Regions from separate parts of the Homo sapiens genome. Here all the other regions are linked to region 2. Evidence: chromatin loops called from intact Hi-C (ENCODE). Cell type or tissue: B cell. All regions are shown on one strand. Links, peaks and the distances in the headings refer to the core of each region. The heading gives the core; the rest is flanking DNA.

What was found. Hi-C counts contacts between places; a loop is a spot of excess contacts. Peaks named below come from ENCODE experiments on the same cell type or tissue, not always from the same donor. Only the 100,000 strongest peaks of a DNase experiment are listed, where the experiment ranks them.
Region 1: a loop joins it to region 2, with 2.5 times the contacts of the local background. A loop is called at or near these places in 4 of 110 quality-filtered maps.
Region 3: a loop joins it to region 2, with 2.9 times the contacts of the local background. A loop is called at or near these places in 3 of 110 quality-filtered maps.

Annotation. Positions count from the first base shown.
Region 1 is chr5:40,582,452-40,590,797 of GRCh38, reverse strand. No RefSeq gene overlaps it. Among named protein-coding and RNA genes, the nearest start is that of PTGER4, 93 kb to the left of the region's middle. In B cell, for the core only: no CTCF peak of the experiment used is centred there; no DNase peak of the experiment used is centred there.
Region 2 is chr5:40,482,725-40,491,070 of GRCh38, reverse strand. No RefSeq gene overlaps it. Among named protein-coding and RNA genes, the nearest start is that of PTGER4, 190 kb to the left of the region's middle. RefSeq lists a cis regulatory region at 564 and enhancers at 489-638, 4,266-4,325. In B cell, for the core only: no CTCF peak of the experiment used is centred there; DNase peaks (open chromatin) are centred at 4,020, 4,450, 5,470 and 6,400; H3K4me3 peaks cover 2,295 bases; H3K27ac peaks cover 2,948 bases.
Region 3 is chr5:40,566,514-40,574,859 of GRCh38, reverse strand. No RefSeq gene overlaps it. Among named protein-coding and RNA genes, the nearest start is that of PTGER4, 110 kb to the left of the region's middle. RefSeq lists an enhancer at 3,680-3,909. In B cell, for the core only: no CTCF peak of the experiment used is centred there; DNase peaks (open chromatin) are centred at 3,959 and 5,019; H3K4me3 peaks cover 677 bases.

The DNA of each region.
Region 1 (8,346 bases), core at 1,298-6,297, 100 kb before region 2:
AAAAATTAGCCAAGCATGGTGGTGGGCACCTGTAATCCCAGCTACTTGGGAGGCTGAGGCAGGAGAATCACTTGAACCCAGGAGGCAACAAGAGCGAAACTCGATCTCAAAACAAACAAACAAACAAACACAATTAAATAACAGATGCTGGTGAGATTGTAGAGAAAAGGGAAGGCATATACACTGCTGGAGGGAATGTAAATTAGTTCAGCCACTGTGGAAAGCAGTCTGGAGACTTCTCAAAGATCTTAAAATAGAACTACCATTCAACCCAGTAATCCCATTACTGAGTATATACTCAAAGGAATATAAATCATTCTACCATAAGGAAACATGCACAGGTATGTTTATTGCAGCACTCTTCACAATGGCAAAGATATAGAATCAACCTGGATGCCCATCAACAGGGGACTGTAAAGAAGATATGGCACATATACACCCTGGAATACTATGCAGCTATAAAAAATGAGAGCATGTCCTTTGTAGCAATATGGATGGAGCTGGAGGCAATTATCCTGAGTGAATTAATACAGGAACAGAAAAACCAAATACTGCATGTTCTCTTATAAGTGGGAGCTAAATATTGAGTGCACATGGACACAAAGAGGGGGAACAATAAACAATGGGGCTTATCTGAGGGTGGAGGTTTGAAGGAGGGTGAGGATTAAAAACCTGTCTATTGGGTATTATGCTGATTACCTGGGTGATGAAATTATCTGTACACAGCCCCCATGACATGCAATTTACCCATGTAACAAACCTGCACATGTACCCCTTGAATCTAAAATAAAAATTGGAAAGGAAAAAAAAAAAGAAAAACTTGTTCTTAATGTTTTCATGTAACAATTATCTCAGCAAATTCCAAAATACTTTATTTACTTTTGTGTAGTAATGCTTTTATTCAAAGCAGGAATTTTGTTGCTTACACTTCTGAATGGGTATATACAATGTCTTTTATTCCTTCTTGGTGATTTTTACAGCTGATTTTTTTCCCATTCAAATTAATTGGGTTCCAGCAAGAAATTCATAATTGTAACAAAAAGATCTTGAAATATTTTATTTAGTTTGGTAATTACTGTGTCATTTGCAACATAAAAATGATATATAATATTCTTTTCACTTAAAAAAACTGTGGAAAGTCAAAGAACTATCCAACTATACTTGGCTTTGGCTAGAGCATAAAATGTAAAAAAAAATCCTTAAGATAGTATTAAAAAACAATTTGATACAGATGTTTTAATGCGAGAAGCAAGATAACAGCAATAGTTTTCATCTAGAATAAACACAATTGGGTTGCCTACTATATGTATATAAATATATATGATTTAAAGTTTATTTTGTTTTTCTCCTTGATTTGTTTTGATTTTGTCTTCAAGTGCACAGAATGGAGAAAACTTAATGGATGTCTCATAATACAACCTCACCATTGTTTTATGTATGGCCTGCTTTTATCTACTCATCCATCATGATTAATATAATCATTCATAAACTCATCATCAAAAATAAAAGCTAAATTCTTTTTTTTTTTTTTTTTTTTTTTTTAGACAGAGTCTCATTCTGTCACCCAGGCTGGAGTGCAGTGGTGTGATCTTGGCTCACTGCAACTTCTGCCTTCCAGGTTTAAGCGGTTCTCTGCCTCAGCCTTCTGAGTAGCTGGAACTACAGGTGTGCACCACCACGCCTGGCTAATTTTTTGTGTTTTCTTTTTAGCAGAGATGGGGGTTTCACCATGTTGGCCAGGCTGGTTTCAAACTCCTGACCTCAAGTGATCTGCCTGTCTCAGCCTCCAAAAGTGTTAGGATTACAGGTGTGAGCCACCACACCTGGCCAAAGACAGGAGCTAAATTCTTGATAATAACTTACATCAAGTTATATGGTTTCCTTCTTCTGTACCACCCCATTCCTAGCTTTCTCTTCCCTGGGAAGCATCACCCTCTTCCCTTGCTTTCTCTTGCTTTTCTTTTAATATAATTTATCGCATCTGTATCTATTCCTAAATAAGATATCCTACTGTGTGTGTAATCTTTTGAGAATTATGTTTAACTTAATAACATACTGCTAAGATTCATCTATATTGTTGTGTATTGCTATTGTTAATTTATGAGATTTTCGAATAGGACTTTGTTGTATGAATATGTCATTTTTTTCCATCTTGTTGATGGGCATTTGGGTTATTTCTAGGTTTTGCTTTTGTGTACAGTGCTGCTACAGACATTCTTGAGCATGTTTCTTAGAGTACTGGCACAAGGATTTCTATTGGGTATACCCCTGGGAGTGAAAGAGGGCATGTGAATGTTTAACTCCTTGAGATGAGAAAAATTATTTTCCAAAGTGATTGAGCCAATTTAATCTACTTCCAGCAAGACATAGAAGATTCTGTGGCTCCATATTCTTGAAAATGCCAATTATTGTCAGACTCAGTATTATTTTTTTGCCAAATGAACGAGTTTAAAATGATATCACATTGATTAATTCTCTGATTAATAATAATGTTGAACAGCTCCTTACATGTTTATTGACTATATGTATTTTTTTGTGTGTGAAATGTCTCCTTAGGTCTTTTGCTTCTTTTTCTATTAGGTATTTTAATAGTTTTTCTTTTTGTAAAATAAGACTCATTCAATTTACAAATGTCAATAATTTTAGAAAAAGATCAGCAAAAAGCAAAAGACTCTGTTGTGAACCAACTTTCATCATGTTAGTCATGCAAAACTTTTAGGTTCTTTCTTTTTTGTCTTGATAACAATAGCCACAAAAGATTTTTGAAGTAGCAATGGTTAGCTTCTTCTCCACAACCTTGCTACCAGATTAAAATGAATACATGTCTCAGACTGAAGTCTGTTATATAGTCAAATACATATTCAACAAATATTCACTAGCTAGCAGGTATAAAACTATTCACAAATTTGATCTGCAGGCTCCATGAAATCTCAGTCATCTGCTCTTTCAGGTGTCAGAGTACAGGTTGGCTTATTTCTATGTCATCTAGTCAGTCTCATTTGATTGAAACAATGGTTGGATATAGAATGTATCAGAGATTAGTTTCCATTCCTAAGGAGACATGTTACTCAGTTCCCTTGTACACACAAGAGTGAACAGATCTTTAACAACTCTAGACAATCCACATTCCTTGAATACCTGTAATTGCACAAATAGGAGAGAATTTCTAGCATGCATCAAGCAAATAAATAGTCATTAGTATCACATAATTAATTGGACTAATTTGACATCTTATGCATCAGCAAAATGTCTATTGTCAATCAAGATACAGACAGCAGAAGGGCTTAACAGCAGCCACTCTGAAGAGAGGCCCTTTCTAGTATAATACTAGCTCATACCTCGGTACTGCATTCTTGAAAGAATGTTGCTGAGTATCTCTAGAATCAAAGCTTAAGTGAATCAGCACTTACATACTATTACAATAATGATGCTGAAGTATTTTTTAGGAAAACAACAGTCACTGTGACAGATTCTCACAGTTCTACTTCTTTCCAGTAGACATAACTACCGTTAGTTTAATATATACTTCTCTAATAAATGTCTTATTTTTTTGCACAAAACAAATTTAGTTTAATGATTTATAAAACAAACACCTGTATAAAAAACAAACCCTAGTATATAAAAAACAAGCACCAGTATAGATCAACATTAAAGCTGAGAAACAGGACATTGCTTACACCTTCCTGAATGACTCCACCTAATTTATCCCTTTTCCTTCCCCCTCTAGGTAAGTATCCTAACAAGGACAGTAAGATGTTCATGTTCTTGTTTTCCACTGTAGTTTTACACCTATTTATGTATTCTTAAACAATATAGTTTTAGTTTACTTTAAGTTTTAATGGTCTAAAAAGGAAGCATTTTTAAAAAGTGATTTGTGAGAGGAGTTTAAATGGGTTATTTTCTTCTATCCCATCAAAGTAACCCTACAAGTTAGCTTAGCTGTATATGCCTTCATAAATCAGAAATGGTTCCATTTCTCAAGTTTGCAATGTCCCATTATGCCATCCATTACCCAAGGAAGGAATTCTGTATTTACTGGCTGTTAATAAGTGACTTTATTTTTATTTTTTATTTTTTCAACAAATCAATTAATGCAGATTATTAGCACTTTTATATAGGAATTCTCACCTCCCAATACAGAGGCTACTCAGAATGTGTTTGCTCACCCACTCAGCAAGCTCCCCAGTCTTTGACAATCATGTTGGGTCTCTAGACGTTGTTGTGTCGTCTTCTAAATCCAAGGCCTCTTATGCTAAGTTAGTGCTATTTTCTTGATGAATGTTGCTGGCAATTTAGTTTGTAGAAGGCAATTTTTGATTCCCAGTAGAGAGGAAATACTTTTAGGTGAAAAAGGAGTGCCTGTCCTCAATGAGGGCCTCTGGTGCTCAGTACCAGGGGCCACCAAAGATGTGTGAGCTGGTTATTGTCTTGTGTCATGGGAACATGTTTTGTGCCAGCCCCACCTCGCCTGTTCTAATTCATCTGCAAATAATATAGTTAGAAATGGAGGCAGAAGTAAGGCTATAGCCTTCTTCTAATATAGCTCCATTTCTGTGTCAGTTTTTGACTTTTCAGTATGTAACTTTGCTTTCATTTATCCCAATGACCCTTACATTCTTTGCTTTCATTTATACCAATGACCCTTACATTCTTAAAACACCTGGAGGTGTTTTAAGATCCTTATAGTTAAGGGTTAAGAGCAAATTCTCATAGGCCTGAGGATAGGTTAACCTCACCCTCCTTCCACTCCAACACACATACCTTTTTCCTTTAGTCGGGACTGTGGACACAACAATAATTGGTTTCTACCCTAGCTGGACAGCCAAGGGATTGCAGAGATTGTGTTGGACTTGACTTCTCCATTAATAAGAATGCTTATTGAGTGCTTACTAAGTATCAAGGGGGTGTTAATTGCTTCACATACAACATCTTATCTAATTCTCGTGGTAACTCCGGAAGGCAGATATTAAAATATCATCAGTGCATTTTACAGATGGGAAACTAACCCAGAGAGGTTAGGTAATTTCCCCAAAATTACATATTTAGTGGCGGACCCAGAATCTAGGTTTGCCTCAAAGATGTGTACTCTTAATAACCACAAAACTATATTTTCATGTTCCTTGAAGTGGCAGAAATACAGCTCTAAGAAGCTAGTTGTTCCTTTCGGTGGCTCAGAAAATGGGTAATGGTTCCAATGTGAAAATGTAGAAATGTCCTTTCTGGTTTGGAGTCCATTATGATGAACAAAGATGTAGTTGAGTTCTTTTCTCTCATTTTGGATAGTTCACCACATGTTTTGTTTAGGTACCATAGAACCCTTAGACCAATATTTTGGATTCATAGAGCAAATGCGTTGGCTATGTTAGTCGCTGGCTTGATGTAAGTCACTTACAAGTTCCTGGAATATCATCTAGTTTTATGTTCAAAATATGTACAAAATATCCCTCCCATGTGCTAAATATATTACTAAAAAAACCCACCAGGCAAAACCCCCTCAACCCCTCACCCCTAATATTAGTAATTTCAAGTTGTGTCTCTATTCAAAACTCTCAAGGTCTAATGGTGTGAAGGAAAGAATGTGGATCAAATAGTCCTCAGTTTGAATCCCCACTCTGCCTTTTACTGACTCTGTAATCTTGGGCAAGTTTCTTAATCTATCTGGGCCTCAGTTTTGTTTTCTATTAAATGGGAATATATATTAACATTTTCTTTATAGGGTTGTTGTGAGAATTAAATGAGGTCTAGCATAGTGTTTGACAGGCTAAAGATTCTCCTCTAAGCCCTGGTAAGTGTTCAAAAGTGAACTACTCTTTTAAAAAAGTTATTGTGAATTTTGTTAATAGAATTATAGAATCTAAAGGTTGAAAATAACTTTGCAGATCACTGAATGCAGGTTTCCAAACATATCTGTGTATCAACATCAATTGAAGAGCTTTAAAGTACACAAAATTCCAAACTCCAGTGGCTAGAGATACTGATTTAGTAGGTTTGGGTTGGGAAGCAGGAGGCCTGGTCTTTAAAAAGTTTCATTTATAGTGGTGAATACTTGTCGTTATGCATTTGTCAAACCCCATAGAATGTATAACACTAAGAGTGAAGCCTAATGTAAATTATAGACTTTGGGTGATAATGATGTGTCATGTAGATTCACCAGTTGTAACAAATGTACCACTCTGGTGTGGACACTGATGGCTGAGGGAGGCTCATATGTGTCTACAGGGGAGCAGGGAGTATATGAGAACTCTTCATACTTTTTTTCTCAGTTTTGCTGTGTACCTAAAACTGTTCTAAGAAATAAAGTCTATTAAAATTTCCATTGAGAATTCAGATTAATATTTAAGTTTGGGATCTCTTTAATTCACCCTCCAGAACAGAAGCACCCACAGCTGCAGCACTCCTAGAATTATTGCTCCCTTCCTGTGCTGGTACTGGAAATTCACTACCCTCACAAAGTCAGTTCCATTGTTGGGTGGCACCAGGATTCAAAAGTTCTTCCTTATATAGAACTGACATCAGCCTTATTGTAACTTCCAATCATTGTGCACAAACGTCAGCCTTATTGTAACTTCCAATCATTGTGTGCAATTCCTCCCCCTGCAGCCATGTGGTATAAATCTAATTTGTTTCTCATATGGAGCCCATTCATGTATTTGAAGGCAGTGCTCATAGTCCCCCTGCCTCTTCCCCATCCCAAATCGTCTCCTTTGAAATCTAAAGATCACTTGAACCTTCAATGGTCCTTCCTCTGACATAATTTCCAGGCAATTCCCACTCCTGATTAGTAGTTTTTCTTGGTATTTCATTTTTGGCAATATTAACAATACAATCCATCTGGCACAGATAGCAACTGTATCAGAATGGAGACACTTGCTGTGCCTGGTATTAACCTTTTGGTCGCTAGGCTGGCCATACTGGTAGATACTTGCTGAGTATCAGGCTAGTCCACCTCTCTTAGAACACAATGCCAGTATTGAACATGATGCCCTAATGGTGGTATGAGGTACAGAGTTGAGTAGGCCTGTGTCAGCTTACAGATATCTGCATCACACAGTAGGCTCTCTCTGGTGATAAAACAAATATAGGAAATATTTTCAACTGAAGAGCTGTGAAATCATTTTTATTGTACCTTTTTATTGAAATTTGTTATTTGATTTTTGAACCTGAATGCAGGTTCACCTTTATTATTTTAAAATTTTTTTCCTTTTCAATTGACAAATGAAAGTTATGTATTTATCATGTGCAATGTGTTTTGAAATACGTATACATTGCAGAAGGGCTAAATTCAGATAATTAACATATGTATTAGCTCATATACCTATTTTTTTGTGGTGAGAACATGTAAAATCTACTGTTAGTAATTTTTAGAATACAAATTCATTGTTACTAACTGTAGTCACCATGTTCTACAATAGAGCTCTTCAACTTATTCCTCCTATCTAACTGAAATTTTATATCCTTTGACCAATTGCCATTCCCCCCTTCCCTATTCTACTCTTTACTTTTATGAGATCAACTCTTAGATTCCACATATAAGTGAGATAATGTGGTATTTGTCTTTCTGTGCCTGTCTTATTTTACTTAATGTCCTTCAGATTCATCCATGTTGTTGCAAATAGTATTTTTTTCTTTTCGTAAAGACCAGATAGTATTCCATTGTGTATATATGCCACCTTTTCTTTATCCATTCATCCACTGATGAACACTTAGGTTGATTCCATATCTTGGCTATTGTGAATAGTGCTGCAATGAACATGAGAGTGCAAATATCTCTTTGACATACTGTTTTCACTTCCATTGGATATATACCCAGCAGTGGGATTGCTAGATCATATGGTAATTTTATTTTTAATTTTTTGAGGAATCTCCGTACTGTTTTCCATAATGGTTTTACTAACGAACATTTCTACCTACAGTGTTCAATGGTTCCCTTTTCTCCACATCCTTGCCAACACTTGTCATCTTTTGTCTTTTTGTCTTTTAGCCATTCTAACGTGTGTGAGGTGATTTCTCATTGTGGTTTTGATTTGTATTTCCCTGGTGATTAGTGATTTTGAAAATTTTTAAATATACATGTTGCCCATTTGTATGTCTTCTTTCAAGACATTTCTATTAATATCCTCTGTTCATTTTTAATGGGGTTAATTTGTTTTCCCACTATTGAGTTGTTTGAATTCTTTATATATTTTGGATGTTAATGGCTTATCAGATGTTAACATTTGCAAATATTTTCTCCCATTGCATATGTTGGTTTTTACTCTGTTGGTTTCTTTGGCTGTGCAGAAGCTTTTTAGTTTGATAAGTCTTGTTTATTATTAATCATGAGATTTATGATTCATTTTTTTGCTG
Region 2 (8,346 bases), core at 1,425-6,424:
GAATTTCTCAATTAGAAGTGAAAATAAAAATTTTAAGGGACATTCCAGTGTAACTGACACAGCAATGTTTTCTGTTCTGGAATTTCAATATGAAGCTATGAGACTGCTTTCAGGTTGAATACACACTCATTTGAGTAACTTCAAATCTCTTTATGCAGCATAAAAAAAAGTCCCGTCTTTCTTATCACCCTTTCTAAAATGCAGTAGCAAAACCAAAATGATAAATCTTAGTTTCAGGCAGAAAGAGTTGTGATTTTGTTTCCCTTTCCCTTTAATTTGTAATTCTTATTTTGAGCAAGAAGGGGAAAAGGTGATTTAAAAATTTGAATAAGTTTTCTACTGGGTCCTATGTGCGGTTTAATGCCTAGGAAAGTTTATTAAGCTTGAGGTTTGCCTTTAAAAAAAATTTCTCTGGTAGGAAAGACTTTTGCCCTTACTTCTCCTTTGAGAGTATCTTTAATTAGGAAATACCCTCATTTGATGTCTGCCCAATCCAACTGCCACCGTTAGCTAATTTTAGTCTTCGCTAAAGTTAAGACAAACAATTTGGGGAATTCCATATGGTGCAAGATTACAGCCTCTTAGAATTTTAAAGCTGGGTCAGACATTCTTTAAATTAGCTCGTGACTCTCATTTTATTGATTAGAACACTGAAGACTGAAATGCAGCAACTTGCCAAAGTTTAGGCATAAAGTTAAAAGGAATTGGGTCAAGAACTCAGAATTTCTTATTCCTTGTACAGAAAATGCTCATCTATGTCCTACGCCATAGATGCATGTGTGAATAAACATTTTCTTTAAAGGAATATTCTTCATAAATGAATTTTATTTTAAAATTTATCACAGAAAGTGACTTTTTTCCTTTTGGTATAAAATCCTATGGATTTTATTTCATGTACAGATTTGTGTAATCCCTACCAGGATTGAGCACAGTTCTATCACTTTGAAAAAATTTCTCATGTCATTCTTTATGAATGTAAATTCATAAAAATACATATTTGTAAAACATAATCTAAAACATAATGTAAATTCATACAAATATATATTTGTAATTTATTTAGGAATATAAATTCAAACCCTTTTCCCAACCCCTGGCAACCATTGACCTATGTCACTATAGTTTTTTTTTTCTTTTTTTAGGATGTCTTTTAAATGTATTCTTATATAGCATGCAATTTTTTGAGACTGACTTATTTCATAAGCATAATGCCTTTAAGATTCATCTGAGTTGTTGCATGTATCAACAATTTGTTCCTTTTTATTGCTACCAGTATTCCATTGTTTGGATCTACCACGGTTTGTTTATCTACTAACCTAGTAAGGGACTGTTGAATTGGCTTCAGAGAACGGATAATTGAAAAGTTTTCCTGAGAACTAGGCAGATGGAAAAGTGTGAATCTGTGACAGGATGACCAACCATCCCAGTTTGACTGGGACTATACTGGTTTTAGTACTGAGAATTCTGTGTTCTAGGTAACTTCTCAGTCCTGTTGTTCACATGTGACTCGGGCTGATCTTAGATGGAATTGTAACCAAGTCAAAATTTGTCTGCTTTCCTGTTTCTACCTAAAGGTACATCTTTTTTCTTTTCTTTTTCTCCCTAACCAAATCCAGCTTTTATCAAAGGACCTGATAAACCCATTCACATTAAGCTGCACATTTCAGATGTAAATTTCCAAGTTATCTTATAAGGGACAGTTACATTTTAAGCTGAGGAATGAGAACCTGTAACATAGAGACATGTAGCATTTTGCAACATATAAATACAGATGGGGAGGTTTTTTTTTGAGCTTCTCATCACCCATAAAGTAATTATTCCCTTCAGAAGGAAAAGATGCTGAACAATCCAGTATCTTGTTGGTGTCTCTTTGCAAAGAAGCAACTAGGGGCAGCTCATCTTCTACCTGTGAGTTCCCATGAGTTCAGCCTGTCCTAATCTAGGTTCAAGTGCTTAATGTGTACAAATGTCTGGGCATGTGAAGCACTCAGAGTGAAGGCAAAGCCTTTAGTAGCCCTTGCAAGAGCCCCACTTCAGCTCCTGCTTTCATCTGCACAAATGGGCAAGCTGAAGAACAATCAACTCTGCATCTGAAGACTGGGCCAGGAGGTTAGGAATAGAAGATCATCTCCCAGGACAACACTCAGAAGTAGTCTGCTTAGGGATAGTAACTGAAATGTTTAATATATATGCAGGTGGCTTCATGTTATAGTGGTTTAGATTCCCGACTCTGGAACCAAATGCTTTGGGTTTCAATCTAAGTCTAGGCTTTCTACCTGTTTCCTTGACACAGTTTCTTCACTGGTAAAATGGGAATATCAATAATATATATCTCATGGGACTTTTGTGAAGCTTAGATGGAATGATGACTGTCAAATGCATTGAAGTTAGTAATGAATGTTAGCTATTTTTATGATGAAATTAAGGTGAAGGTTATGGAGGACCTTGTAATAGTATAAGAACAGATATCTCCTATGCCATTTGAAAGCTTTCTCAGCTTAAGTGGGACCATAAACACTCATTATGTCCTATGTCTGATTTCTTTATGAATAAATGAGAAATTAGTTACAGAAAATAAATGCGGTGTTTATATATAAGGCAGATCTAGATAGTCACAATAGTCAGAGTTCAAGAGGAAACTGATGGAACCAGCCTCTTTTGTTCCTTTTACCAAGAAAGAAAAACTTTCTCAGAAGCTTCCCCAGTTGAACACTGGATTGCATGGCCACCTCTAGCAGAAAGAGAGGTTGGGAGGGTAAAGCATTCCCTGGCTAAGGCCAATTATTGTCCATTGCATAATGCTAGAAGAAAATGAATAACTGGGTAGGCAAGTGACAGAGTTCACTCACACATTAGAGTCCTTTTTATTTTTATTTTGTTACATTAGCTAGCCCCAATGAATTTCTCCTTCTTGTAATCATAAAAACACATGATGCTTTTCAGATGCTCTGATACTGTCAGTTGCTTGGACTCTGGAACTCTTTCGTGGTCCATGAATTGGGCTAGGAAAAAGGCTCTTCTGCTCCTGCCTTTCAGAAGAAGATGGAACCAAGGGGGCTGCAGGTATTACTAAATACCCTCACTTGCCACCACTGCATCTCAGGGACTTGGCCCAGGCCAGGCAGAATTGGTGCCCAAAGCCCAACAAGAAGGAGTCCTGTGAAAAGGGCTGTGGTTCCTATCCATGTTCCTAGAAAAACAGCATGTTTTTCTATGGCCAGGTCATGTGAGGCATATCCCAAACTCTGTTTCTGCTGCTTCTCCGTGTTAGAGAGTTGTCTCACTACACAGATAGCACTCTTGTGGGCCAAAGCCTATGTGACCTACTATAAAGACCTGTTCATTCTGTGATATCCAGAATTATCTAGTTTTCATAACTAAATTCATAATCAAAAGAGTCACCAAATGTTAAGAAGAAATACCTTAAGCATTTGCTCAAATGGATTCATATATGTGTGAAGGATTGACAGTTCTAACCTCCTTATCAATATGGTTATATTCAAAAGCATGACTTCAGCTTACACATTCTAATAAGTAGAGGGACAGAAGAGATAAGAGAGCAGGTCTGAGGGTGTCAGGACCAAAGCCTCTTGGCTTGTAATGCAGCTGAAGACTAAATTTGAAGGAAGACTTTCTGTCTCCATTGTTCCTCCACACTACACTACCTAATCCTCAGACTCTTTCATCAGCCTTCCAATTTCCCTCTACATCACCCTTCAATTGGAATAGAATTTAGTCCTAGATTAAATGAGATATAATATATCAAGTAGTCCAAATCCTTCGTTTTACAGATGAGTAAAATGAAGCCCAGACTGGTTCATTTACACTCCCAGGATATGTAACTTCATGGCAGAAGAAAGAATAAGGATCTTTTGAACCTAGTTGCTTTAAATAAATGGTGACCTGAATTTCCTAACATCTCTGAATCACTGTCCATGTGACCACACATTCAGTTAGGCTCAAATAATACCAGGCAGGTAAAAATAGCAGTGTGGTTTGACCACTTCTCCATTTCCCTGGAGATAAGCTCACTATCACTCTTCTACTTTTGACAGCAGTGCTGTGGTTTTATATTCACTATTTTATCAGACTTCAGGTTTTAATGTAATTATGACTTGGGGCTACTTTAGAGAAAATTATGATAAAAGCATACATAAATGAGATCAGGGTGAGTCCAGAGAATGAGGAGAGAAGAGTGAGAGGCAGGAAATCCCCTGGAACTTTGCAGAGGTGCCAGGGAAGAAGTGAGAGCCATGTGGGATGTGATGCATTGGTGATGCCATGTCAAAGCCCTGGATTAGGACTCAGAAGACCTCATATACTTTGGGTGGTTTCATTTTTATGAACCTTGGTGAGTCTTTCCATATGGTTGGACCAGGTGATTTTAACTGTTACTTGTGGCTTTTCTGACTAAAGGGCTTTGTCTGAGAAAGAAGCACTTTTGAAGTGAGCTTTGTCACGTGAAGCTGTGGCAAAGATGATGTCATACAACTTTAGTTCCGGTTACATTGATCATTCACCCCAATCAGCTGACAGGCTGCGCAATGATTTTTGAATCTGCCATATAGCTCTCACCAGAATGTGGCAATCACAGGCACTGTGGACTGGGAGACGTCCTTTCAGATGTGAATGAGAAGATGCTGGAGGGTCCCCAAAGACAGAATAGAAAAATTCTTTGCTGAATTCAACCTACACCAGCTATAGGGGTTGAAAAATACAATTTAAAAATTAGTATATTCTAAATTTGGACTCAAGGGCAGATGGTTCATAATGAGCACAAATGTCCAAGTTTTCCCATCAGATGGTCATCAGAAGGACACCATGGGCTACTCAATAGGTATTTAGTGACTGTGCAGAAAGGGCAGTCATTTTAGAGAATACAAAGAAGATAGGGCTCCAAGGTAGTTAAAGCAATGGAAATAAGGCCAGCTCCCATAAATCACTTTTCAGAAATATCTCTCCAATGGGGAATGGGGGTGGGGTCAAAACAAGATACAGTGATAGAAATGGTTGGTAGATTAAATTTTGTAACCTGAATTTTTAAAGATAATAGGCATTTAAAATATTTCATCTCATTGTCAGCACAAGTTTCCAGAATTTTTGGCCAGAAAATACAATTGCTAAAAACATAAGATTATTTGTCCATGAAATTGATCATGTACTTAATAAATAGGCCTACGAGATATCAGAATGAGCCTATAATCTTTTGCCTCTTTGTTTTCCTTTGCTTGGCATTATGGTGAACTATATTTAGGAAGGCCAAACACGTTCTTCCTCAAACTTGGTTTCTCTTTGGCCAGACCCCATGTTCCCTTGTTCCTTCCGTTTCACTGGGGTGTGCTCAATGAAAAGTATTTCAATTTTAATTTTTATTAACCTCACAAATTATTTGCTGGTAAGATTAAAAAAGAAGACACATGAGCTGTGACACAGAAGAAATAGTGTTATTGGTGCTCAGTGGCTGAGGGTCAGATTTCAGTTCCTTATACTGGCTGTGTGACTTTGTACGAGTTCCTGAGTCTGTCTGGGTTTCAAATCCTCACAGAAAATGAGAATTGGAACGGGTGAACTTTAAGCCTCCGCAAACTCCAACATTTTATGTGTCTATGCATTCCAAAGTCCAATGTTAGTGATATTTAAACCCCTGGTACAGATTAGTCACACAGATGCAGCCTCCATTAGTGTTATCAATACTCATAGCTGACACTGATTGATTGCTTCCTTGGTGCCAGCTCTTTCTGAAATCGATTTCTGAAATCTTACTTATTTCTAAAATAGCTGTGTGTGACAGGTGTTATTATTGCTACTTTATAGATGATGAAACCGAGGCTAAGTGGGGCTAAGAAATAGTTACGTAAGTTATGAGGCTGATTTTGAAATTCAGGCTGTCTGACTCCAAAGCTTATGCTTAATCCAGATACCCTGAACAGTACAAAGTTGACGAATTTATGAATCAATGAGGAATATCTCTCAGAAACACAATTTTAAGGTGCAGAATATAACCCTGCACTAAACTTATTTCAACCAGGTATTTTTGTTCACTTAGATTATTTGTTTCTGGTTGAGAGAGCAGATGATTTATTTGGTCGTTCGAGGGGTCTGTATAAAAAAAATCATTTGTATCAACTTTGATAGTTGGTAAAGCCAGAGCATCTCAGTTTGGATGTCTACTTCCCGAGGAAACTGCAATCTCTCACATCCCAATTTGAGAAATACTAGTTCACAAGAGGTTTCTAGTGCCTCTTCAGAGAGATTCACACAGTTTTGGTGAATGTTGGGAGATAAAAACTATGTAAGGAACCATCACCATCCACACACACATGTCTAATTCTGTAGGGCAGGGTAGATGAAACCTGAGTTGGCTTGAAGGTTTATGATGTCAGTTCTCTGATCTGGGATGGTGGTTACTACTTCACTTTTGAGGAGTTGGGTGAACTCAAGAAAAGCGTTTTCGTTTTGTTGTTTCATCTTTCAATTAGGTGAACTTTAAAAAGGGAAGTTATTAGTTTTCTCCTGACTTTAAAATCCCCTGCCATAATCTGTCTTTTTTTCCTGTTTTGGTAAGCATTACAGTTTGTGGTATATATATTTTTTGATCTGTAGGATTTCTTCACTATATCTGAGGGGCTGCTCTATCAAGCAAAGCTTCTATATATCCATGTATTGCCAAGTAAAATTGGACCTCAGATATTCTTTCATAACATTGCAAAGACTTTACAAAAATTAAGCACAAATTACCAATCACAGCCTCCTGGTTTATACATAATTACTGTCCAGTATTTTATCACTAGCCTGATTTTTATCATTCCCTCCCATTACTATTATTATTTTATATAGTCAGTGTTCAAATTTTGGCACATATTTTTGTTCACTTAGATTATTTCCTCACATTCTCTGCTCACCAATCTTTCTTGTGTTTCAGATTTTTCTTTTGGATCATTTTCACTTCTTCCTGGAATATACTCTTTAATCAGTGACTCTTAGGTGAAAATATTCAGCTTTGTATTGAAAATTTTCAGTTTTTCTTGAAAATATCTTTATTCCGCTGTCATTCTTGAAGGATGGCTTGGCTGGCTATGTATTACCAGGCTGAGTTATCTTCTCTCAGAAGACTGAAAATATTCTTTCACAGTCTTCTGCTTTTCATTATTGCTGTTGAGAAGTCAACTCTCAATTTAGTTCTTATTTATTTGTAGGTAATTTTTCTTTGCTTTCTAGCTACTTTAAACATCTTTCATTTCTCTTTCTTGTTCTGCAGTATCTAGATATTGGTTTCTTTTTATTTATTCTGGTTGGCATTGTAGTAGTTTTTTATTGCTGTGTATAAACTACCACAAACTTGCATCTTGAAACAGCATCTCTTTATTGGTTCACAGTTCTATAAGTTTGGCAGGGTGGCATGACAGGATTCTCTGCTTGGGATCCTACAAAGCTGAATTCAATATGTCAAACAGGTTGAGTTTTCATTTAGAGGCTCTGGGGAAATTTTGCTTCCAAACTCAGTCAGTTTGTTGGCAGAATTAAATTCCTTGTGGTTGTAGGAATGAGGTCTTCATTTATTTGCTGGCTGTCAGCCAGAGATGTTTGCAACTCCTAGAGGCCACCCATATTCCTTGCCTTGTGGCTCTCTAAGTTTTCTAGCCAGTAACAATCTGTCAACTTTCTTAAAGTTGATTGTGCCACATGATATAACCTAATCCTGGGGGTAAAATTGATCATATTAACAATCCTAGAGATTAGGCAAAACATGTACACCAGGTGGCAGGGAACTGTGAAGGATGTCTTGGAATTATGCCTACCAAAGTCATTTATTGAGATTCTTTAATTCAGAGACATCTTTCCATGATCACTTGTTAACTATTGCTTTATTTTAAACACTTCATGGTATTATAATGTGTGGATATGAGATATAGACAGATTGATATCTCTCAATATGTAACTTTATATGACATATAATTTGTCTGTAATTAAAGACACGAATTCACTCTTGATAGAAAATCCGATTTTGTTTTTTTTTGCTATTATCTAAACAATAAGCAATAAACATCCTTGTTTAGTTGCTTAAGTATTATCTGAATTTCTTATGATAAATTTCCAGAGTTGTTTCAAGTATATGCCCTTATTTTAAAACATACTGCTTATCTCCAAAAACATACTTTAATTAATTTATTTATTTATCAATTTATTTATTTATTTTGGAGACAGAGTCTCGTTCTGTCACCCAAGCTGGAGTACAATGGCGTGATCTCTGCTCACTCCCACCTCCACCTCACAGGTTCAAGCTATTCTCCTGCCTCAGCTTCCCAAGCAGCTGGAATTACAGGCACCTGCCATCACGCCCAGCTAATT
Region 3 (8,346 bases), core at 1,073-6,072, 84 kb before region 2:
TATCAGTTGCTATCCATGACACATTATTCCATATAATCCTCAAATCAGCCTTTTCCCTGTTCCTTATTTCCCTGTTTCATTCTTTTCAGATGAGGAAACGATGAAGGTTAAAGTTTCGCTCAAAGTCCCATAGATAGTACACGTGAGAGCTGGGATTAGAACCCAGGTCAGAGTGAGCCCAATAAAGAAAGTCCTCTTTACATTCTGCCACATAGCGACAAGCAGAACATAATCTATGAGTTATGAGGGAAATTCAGAAATAGGAACTAAGTGAGACCTAAGTGGGTATTAATAACAGGAGGCAAAAATCATACAATAAAATTTAGAGATACCCTAATTTTAAACATTGGTTTGTAATTTTGTTCTATTCCTATTTGCTGAAAAATCAGTAATCTAGGACCTAGAATATTTGCTCTTCTGAAAGTTTTATTAGAACATTGAGCAAACAGGTACTAGTTGAAATTCAATTTACTCAACATTATGAAGCACCTGCTGTGTGCTGTGCCGGTATATGAAGCTAGGTAAGCAGTGTCAATTTTTATAAACACCTCCCAGGCATATAGAAGTGAAGGCTGTTATAGGAGGGAGGGGCCTTAGAAACTGCATGGCTTGTTGGTGGTCACTCTGTGTGCTGTAGAACCTTTGGGTTCTGCCAAGGTGGCCATTTTGGGTACAAGGAAGAAATGGAGGAAACCAAAGGGGAGACTGAATACCAGAATACTGTTTCTATCCTGCCCTCTTCAACCAGGATGGCTCCAAACTTTTATTTATTAGCCATGCCGAGGTGTCGTTATTTTACAGAGGAAGACACTCAGGGGCAGTGTGTGTCTGGGGTCGATGACATGGTGAGCTAAGTAGTCACAAAAATTGTATACTTTCATTTGCCATACTAACGAGACACACAGTACTTTTCATGCTCCTCCTACTCTTCTTAGGAGTGAGTTTAGATTTTATTGTATTTTGGAGATCCTCAGCCATATGAGTCACATTGTCCTCAGATGTCCATGTTACAGATATAGACTAATGGCAAATATGGTGACTTTGGGACTATTAAAAAAATTGCGATCATCCAGGGTGATGTAAATTGCTTTCACCTTTATTGATTTTGTTGCCAGGTCTTAACAAACTCCTTTGGGTTTGTAATAACCCGAAGCTTTAACTTTACAGTAAAGAAATTTCATGGTTACACCCTTAGCAATGGGTTAAGAATTATCACATTCTCTCAACTCTGTGTCCTTTCATCCAACATTCTGACAAAGAGGAAAAGATTCTGGGTTAGGGAAAATCACTCTATTAATTCTAGCTATTTATACTCTAATACCGTAATTTTGTAATCTTTCTTGGACACAAGATCTTTCTTGTATTTAAAGAAAAGATAAATTTCATTTTTTTTTTTAGCATTCCAACTCATTCTGCTCTTGTCTGTTAAGATGATAGGAAGACATGGAGACTCAAGTAATTCCTAGCAAGTCAAAGACTAGAACTAGTTAGCCATTAATTATAAAAACTATTTTAGATTATTGACTGGAATGACTGAAATTTAATCTAGTTGAACTTCAGAGCCCAAAATATGGACTTTTCTGCCCTTGGACACAGGGACAGAGGCAGACTGGGACTTTAAGATTGGGAGGCCTCTGCTGATGTGGAGGAGAGAAGGGAAGCGACTAAATTCAATTAGGGACTAGTAGGAGCAAATCAAATCTGCAGCTGGAAGAGATCATCCAGCAGCTGCAGCTAGATCATCATAGTGACTGTAACCCAGACAAGAAAAACAGAACGTGGGAGGCCATCTGCTTGCAATTTCCTTATGCCAGTATTAAAACAATGTTAAGGCTTACTGACTTTTTTTTAATGAAGAGAAAAAAGTTTACCAAAGATGAATGATGAATTTTTTTTGTAAAAACAAAAAAAGTAAAAATGACTTCCATTGATAAAAATCCCAATTTCTAGATATTTAGATCATTTCTTTTTGTAAAAAAAGTTTGCTATGAAAAACAATACCGTGACAAGAATTCCTTTTCCTTATTTCTTATTGGGCACATCCCAAATTTTCTCTTAAGATAAAACCCTAGGATTTAAATTTCTAGAGTGAAGGGTGCATGTATAATTAAGGTTTTAAAATATGTAATCAACATATTTTACAAGCTGTTGCATTTTTCTATGAATTTCCTACCATTTGTTTGGAATTTACAGAAATAAAGGATACACTGTTGTTCCAGAGACTCGTGAAGTTAGATGGAACTCTCAGGGGCCAAATGGATAATTTCTACTGTGTTAGGTTTTCTGAACGTTGTCTCCTTGCCAGTTCCATAACCTCTTCTAACGTCAATACTCAGCCTCCGGTCTGCTGCTGTTTCTGCTTTGTTAATACCGGAGGCCACAGCTAAATGAACCATTGGGACGATCACATTCTCTCTTTTAAGAATTTAAACTAAGAAGCTTTAAGTCTAAGACACTTAGAGTATGATGCTAGACACACTTCCAGATATGGGAACTCTAATATCTTATAGAGTTGAGGCCAAGAAGGGTCATGTGGCAAACTATGATAAGTGGAAGTAGAAAACCCTTCTATGGGGGAAGCCATAAAGAAAGAAGCAGACACTGAAAATCAGGGACTATGTAGCCCTAGGGAAAATGTAAATGGTACAGTCCCTGTGAGTCCCATCGCTAGATTCTGTAGTGTGTCCTATGGGACCTTCTTGTGCCTTCTGAAGATCTGTGTTGATCTCCATCCAAGACTCTTGACTCCAGGTTAAATTACAAAGCTTTTACTTCAGGAATATCAGTCATTTGTATGGTAGATCTTAGGAAACACAGGGGTCCATAGGCCTTCAAAAACAGAGAACCATATTTTCTGAAATATAAATTAGGTCATATCTGACAAAAGATTACTTCCCATTTTGGTGCATTTACATGAAACATTACCACACTAGAATCATTGCCCTCAGGCCTGCTCTTAACTGCTTGGACATATGGGCTTTCATTCCCCTCGAGTTTGCTTTGATTTATCTAGTATAATGGTTCTCCAACTTTAGAGCGCATTAGAATTACCTGGGGGCTTGTTACAACAGAGTGCTGGGCCCCATCCTAAGAGTTTCTGATTCAGTAGTTCTGGGATATGGTCAGACCATTTCTGTTTCCAACAAGTTCTCAGGTGATGCTGACACATCTAGCCTTGGGACCACACTTTGAGAACCACCGAACTATTGAGTATGTGAGAATGTCTCTTAGAGAAGAAAATGATGTAATTTCTAATATTTTTACTATTCACTCTTGGGAAGACCTTCTTAGCATTAACTTTTTCCTGTATCCTCTTCTCCCTTCTGCTTCTCTGCATCCCCCAGCCTCCACCCTTTGTAAATCTTTTCTCTCAGCTGCCACGTTCCACCATGGCACTTCCCACACAGCTTGGCAATTGTTGCCTGCCCAATTAACTGTTAGCATCCTGAAGGCAGGGACTTGTATGTTTTATCTGTGTATCCTCACTGACTAGCACCATACCTGGACATGGCAGGAATAAGATACAAATGTGCTGAGTGAAAGAAGGAATGAATGAAAATTCCTTTCTTTTCTTACTGATTCTTAAGGTCCCTGAAAAAGTCCATCTCTGGTGGACTTGATTCTTTCCGTTCTCCCTCGTAAAACTGGGATGCTGTTGCATATCTTTCTTGACCTATGTTCTTAGGATATAGGTAGCTCATCAGATGGATTACAGTAGGGCAAGGGAGAGGAGGTGTGTGCATGCACATGCAGATGTGCGTGCCTTGTTTTCCTTTCCTTATATTATCTCCTTGGTGTTCATCATGTGTAACAACAGCTGTGCAAGTAGGTGGAGATGTCAGGAATCTCTGGCACATCACATATCTCCTGAAGAATGTCCAGTTCATACAGAGTTTTATTTTACTCTGTGGCTTACAGCTCTTGGCTCCGCTTGAGTAGCAATGCATAACCCACAAAAGTAGATTGTCATTCATTTATGTAATTTCTCATGACTTAAAGGCCTCTTGATATAGCACAAATAAGCATTAGACTAGGAATTAGCAATCTAGGATTCTAGTCTTAGCTTAAGCTCTAATTAGCTGTGTGCCCTTAGCCAAGTCTCTTAATTTGATTGTATGAAGAAGGCTTTAATTCAAATGACTTATGTACTGTGCTCAAATCTTAACACTCTCAGCATCTGTGAAGCTAAGAGGAATATGTTCTCAAGAGTGTGACATGGTTTAGGTGTATGTTTGTTTTCATGCTAAGGTCTGACTCATGTCCTTCTAGGAGGTAGTGAGGTCATTTGCTGAAGACATTCAAAGGACTGCAAATAATGATGTGTAGCAGCAGCCTGTCCTGTGCCTTTGGATACTTTAGAAATAAATGAAAAAAGAAGATTTAAAGAGAAGGGGCCAGTCAGAAGAGATCTTTTGCATCTGTTCCCATGAAGAAGGAAGGGAGCCCTTGTCCCTGTCTGAGTCCTTAAAAGAGACCTTTTTTTTTTTTTGAGTCAGAGGAACCAGACACATCAAAACATTCTCTTCTTTGAATATTTATTTGTGTGTTGTTCTATATCTTGTCCTATGGAACTTCCTGAGGAAAGTGATTGTATGGTTGACTCCTGAAGAAGACAACGTGATCTTAGAAACATGCTCTCTAGAATCCAAAGAGAGTCCAGATTTAAAGTATCTGCATGGTCACTTGCTAACATCTTCCAAGTGTCCAGCTGTTATTATTACATTATGTTTGTGTTTGAATCTTGGGAAATATAGTTTACAACAATGTCACAATGGCAGAAGAGTTGATAAAAATGTTTTTTTCTACATATTTGACTTGTTAAAGAAAAACAATTTAGGGGAAGTGATGGGGAGGGTGGAGAAACATATTTTCATGGTGATGAAGCCGCAGCAAATTTCCAGAGGAAGACAAGCTGTCATGTTCTTGACCTTTTGAAATTCTCCATGAAGTTTAATTCTCCATCAGTTTCTAATTCATAAATATTAGTTCTGATAAAAAAATTGGAGTGGTATATCCTAAGTGCTTCATGTGAGCTGTTTTGAAGTCGATTCTTAAGCAAACTACTTGGTGCAGAGTGTAGTCTGAGATACTAACTAACTTTCATTTCCAGTTTTCTGATAGTCTTTACTTATAAATACCCAACAGAAACAAAAACCAAAATCCTCAACTCAGCTGGATTGAATGTTTGGCTGATTTATGCCTTGTTTGAATAATATTTCAATCTGGCACTCACTGGGATACTCAGGGAACCTTAACATTTTTTTTTTTTTTGAGACAGGGTCTCACTCTGTCTCTGTCACCCAGGCTGGAACTCTTGGACTCCTGCTATAGCCTCCCAAGTAGCTTGGAAGCTGGGATTAACAAGCATGTGCTACCACACCTGGCTAATATTATATATATATACATTTTTTTTTAATGGAGACAGAGTCTCTCTATGTTTCCCAAGCTTGTCTTGAACTCCTGGGCTCAAGTCATCCTCCTGCCTCAGCACCTCAAAACATTGGAATTACAAGCGTGAGACACCATGCTCAGTCCTTAACATCTTTCAAGGGATGTGATTCTTTGTGGCAGTAGAAAGGTGCTTTTGAATTCCTGGATCCTCTTTTAAACACTATCAAATTAGAATATACTTTCAGAAAAGTAAAAATATCATCACTTAAAATCAATAAACTTTTAGCTACTGAACACATCTGTGTCACCAGCACTTAGATCAAGAAGAAGAACATTACCGGCACCACATAAGCCCCCTCACAATCTATTCTGGCTCCTCATTCCTCTCTCCACTGAGGGTAATCATGACATTGACTTCTAACAGCATAGGGTGCTTTGGTACTTTGGCTCATGTTTTGGTCATATAACTTACATCATACATTATGTACTCTTTTGTTTCTAGCTTCTTTCACTCAACATTATGTTAATGAGAGCCATCATACTGCATGTGGTTGCTGTTAACATTCATTCTCATTTGTGTATAATGTGTAAATATACATTATTTATCAATTTTACTCTTGATGGAATTTGGGTATTTCTGGCTATTAGAAATGGTGCTTCTATGAGCATGCTAGGACATGTCTAGGTGAATAGATGTATTTATCTGAGTCAAGTGTGCAGATAAAAGTGGAATTGTTGGGTCATAAAATATGTATAAGCTCGGTATCAGAAGATACTGCCAGCTTCCTCAAGTGGTTGTACTCATTTTACTGTCTCATCCATGAGTTCTTTTGATTGGTACACAAAAAGTGCAAAGGAGAAAGAATGCTGAATAAAGGGCTCTGACATTGAAGCCAGATTGCTACAAAGGGTTGAATCCTGATGAATGCATCTTTTATCCTCAACACTGATCTTTTCCGAGCTCTTTTTAAATGAAACCCTAAATTGCTATGTCTCTCTTGTTCAACTAAAGGTGACTTAGATTTGCCATTCTGAAATTCCCTTATAAGATCTGAGATGGTTTAAAGTAATTTTTTAAACTGTCTATATTAAAAAAGAATTTCAAAAATTTCTGTCTAAATGAGAATATTCTTCTCTGACTAGTGTCAAGAAAATGTTAAGTGAGTGAAACTCATTTTTTCTTAATGGTCTTTATTTAATTTGTTACCAGCTTTAACTAAAGCAAGAAAGACAAAGATGGGAAAATGTTGGAATAGTCCTTATTTTTAAAAAAGTATTTTTCAATGGGTAACAATTATAAAAACATATTGATGTACCTGCCTGAGAATATCCTGAGAAAATATAATGAATTTGAATACTTTCTCACTACAAGTAAATTGATTACAAGAAAAGACACCCATTCGATTTTCTTTGGACAGCTTTCTTTGAAAGACCTAAGCATTCCAAATTACCCAAATAAATATTTCTAAATCCTTAGGATATAAATATGATTGTTGTTAATGAGCAATTTACTGTTTGTTATAGCCTACATATTAATTTTAGGTAAAATATCATAGTGTAGTCTTATGTGCTATATATGCTTCAGTCCCTTAGGTAGCTACAATTGCAGTATTTGATATTTCTTATTTGTCTTGAGGGATAATTTTATTATATCTAGGAGTCCTAGGGTATATATTCACAGCTTTATTTTTTCACCTGTTACTGTGGGCATGCCTGTAATTTATTTTGTACAAGTTTCTTACTTAAGAATACAATATGTAATTAAACATGTCTTCCTTGGAAAAATAAATCACATAGATTGCAGAAATGTATTATGAGTGAAAATGGTCTCTCTCTGAGTATGTGTTGTGTAATAGAACTCTGCAAACACACACATTCACACAAAAGTCAAGCCTTACTGTGTGAAGTAGGGAAAGGTTTTTAAGAAAAATTGTATGTTGATGGTTGCTTCCAAGATGGCCGAATAGGAACAGCTCCGGTCTGCAGCTCCCAGTGAGATTGACGCAGAAGATGGGTGATTTCTGCATTTCCAACTGAGGTACCTGGTTCATCTCATTGGGCTGGTTGGACAGTGGGTGCAGCCCATGGAGGGTGAGCAGAAGCAGGGTGGGACGTTGCCTCACCAGGGGAGTGCAAGGGGTCAGGGGAGTTCCCTTTCCTAGCCAAGGGAAGCCATGACAGATGGTAACTGGAGAAACAGTACACTCCTGACCAAATACTGTGCTATTCCCACGGACTTAGCAAGCAGCCAACTAGGAGATACCCTCCCGTGCCTGGCTCGGTGGGTCCCATGCCCACGGAGCCTTGTTCACCACTAGCACAGCAGTCTGAGATAGACCTGGGATGCTGCAGCTAGTTGGGGGGAGGGGTGTCCGTCATTGCTGAGGCTTGAGTAGCTCACAGTGTAAATAAAGAGGCTTGGAAGCATGAACTGGGCAGAGCCCACCACAGATCAGCCTCTATAGATTCCACCTCTGGGGCAAGGCATAGTAGAACAAAAGGCAACAGACAGCTTCTGCAGAATTAAACGTCCCTGTCTGACAGCTCTGAAGAGAGCAGTGGTTCTCTCAGCACAGCGTTCAAGCTCCAAGAACAGATAGACTGCCTTGTCAAGCAGGTCCCTGACCCCTGTGTAGCCTGACTGGGAAACACCTCCCAATAGGGGCTGACAGACATCTCACACAGGTGGGTGCCACTCTGGGATGAATCTTCCAGAGGAAGGATCAGGCAGCAATATTTGCTGTTCTGCAGCCTCCCCTGGTGATACCCAGGCAAACAGGGTCTGGAGTGGACCTCCAGCAAACTCCAACAGCCCTGAAGCTGAGGGGTCTGACTGTTAGAAGGAAAACTAACAAACAGAAAAGAGTAGCATCAACATCAACAAAAAGGACATCCACACCAAAACTCCACACATAGGTCACCAACATCAAAGACCAAAGGTAGATAAAACCACAA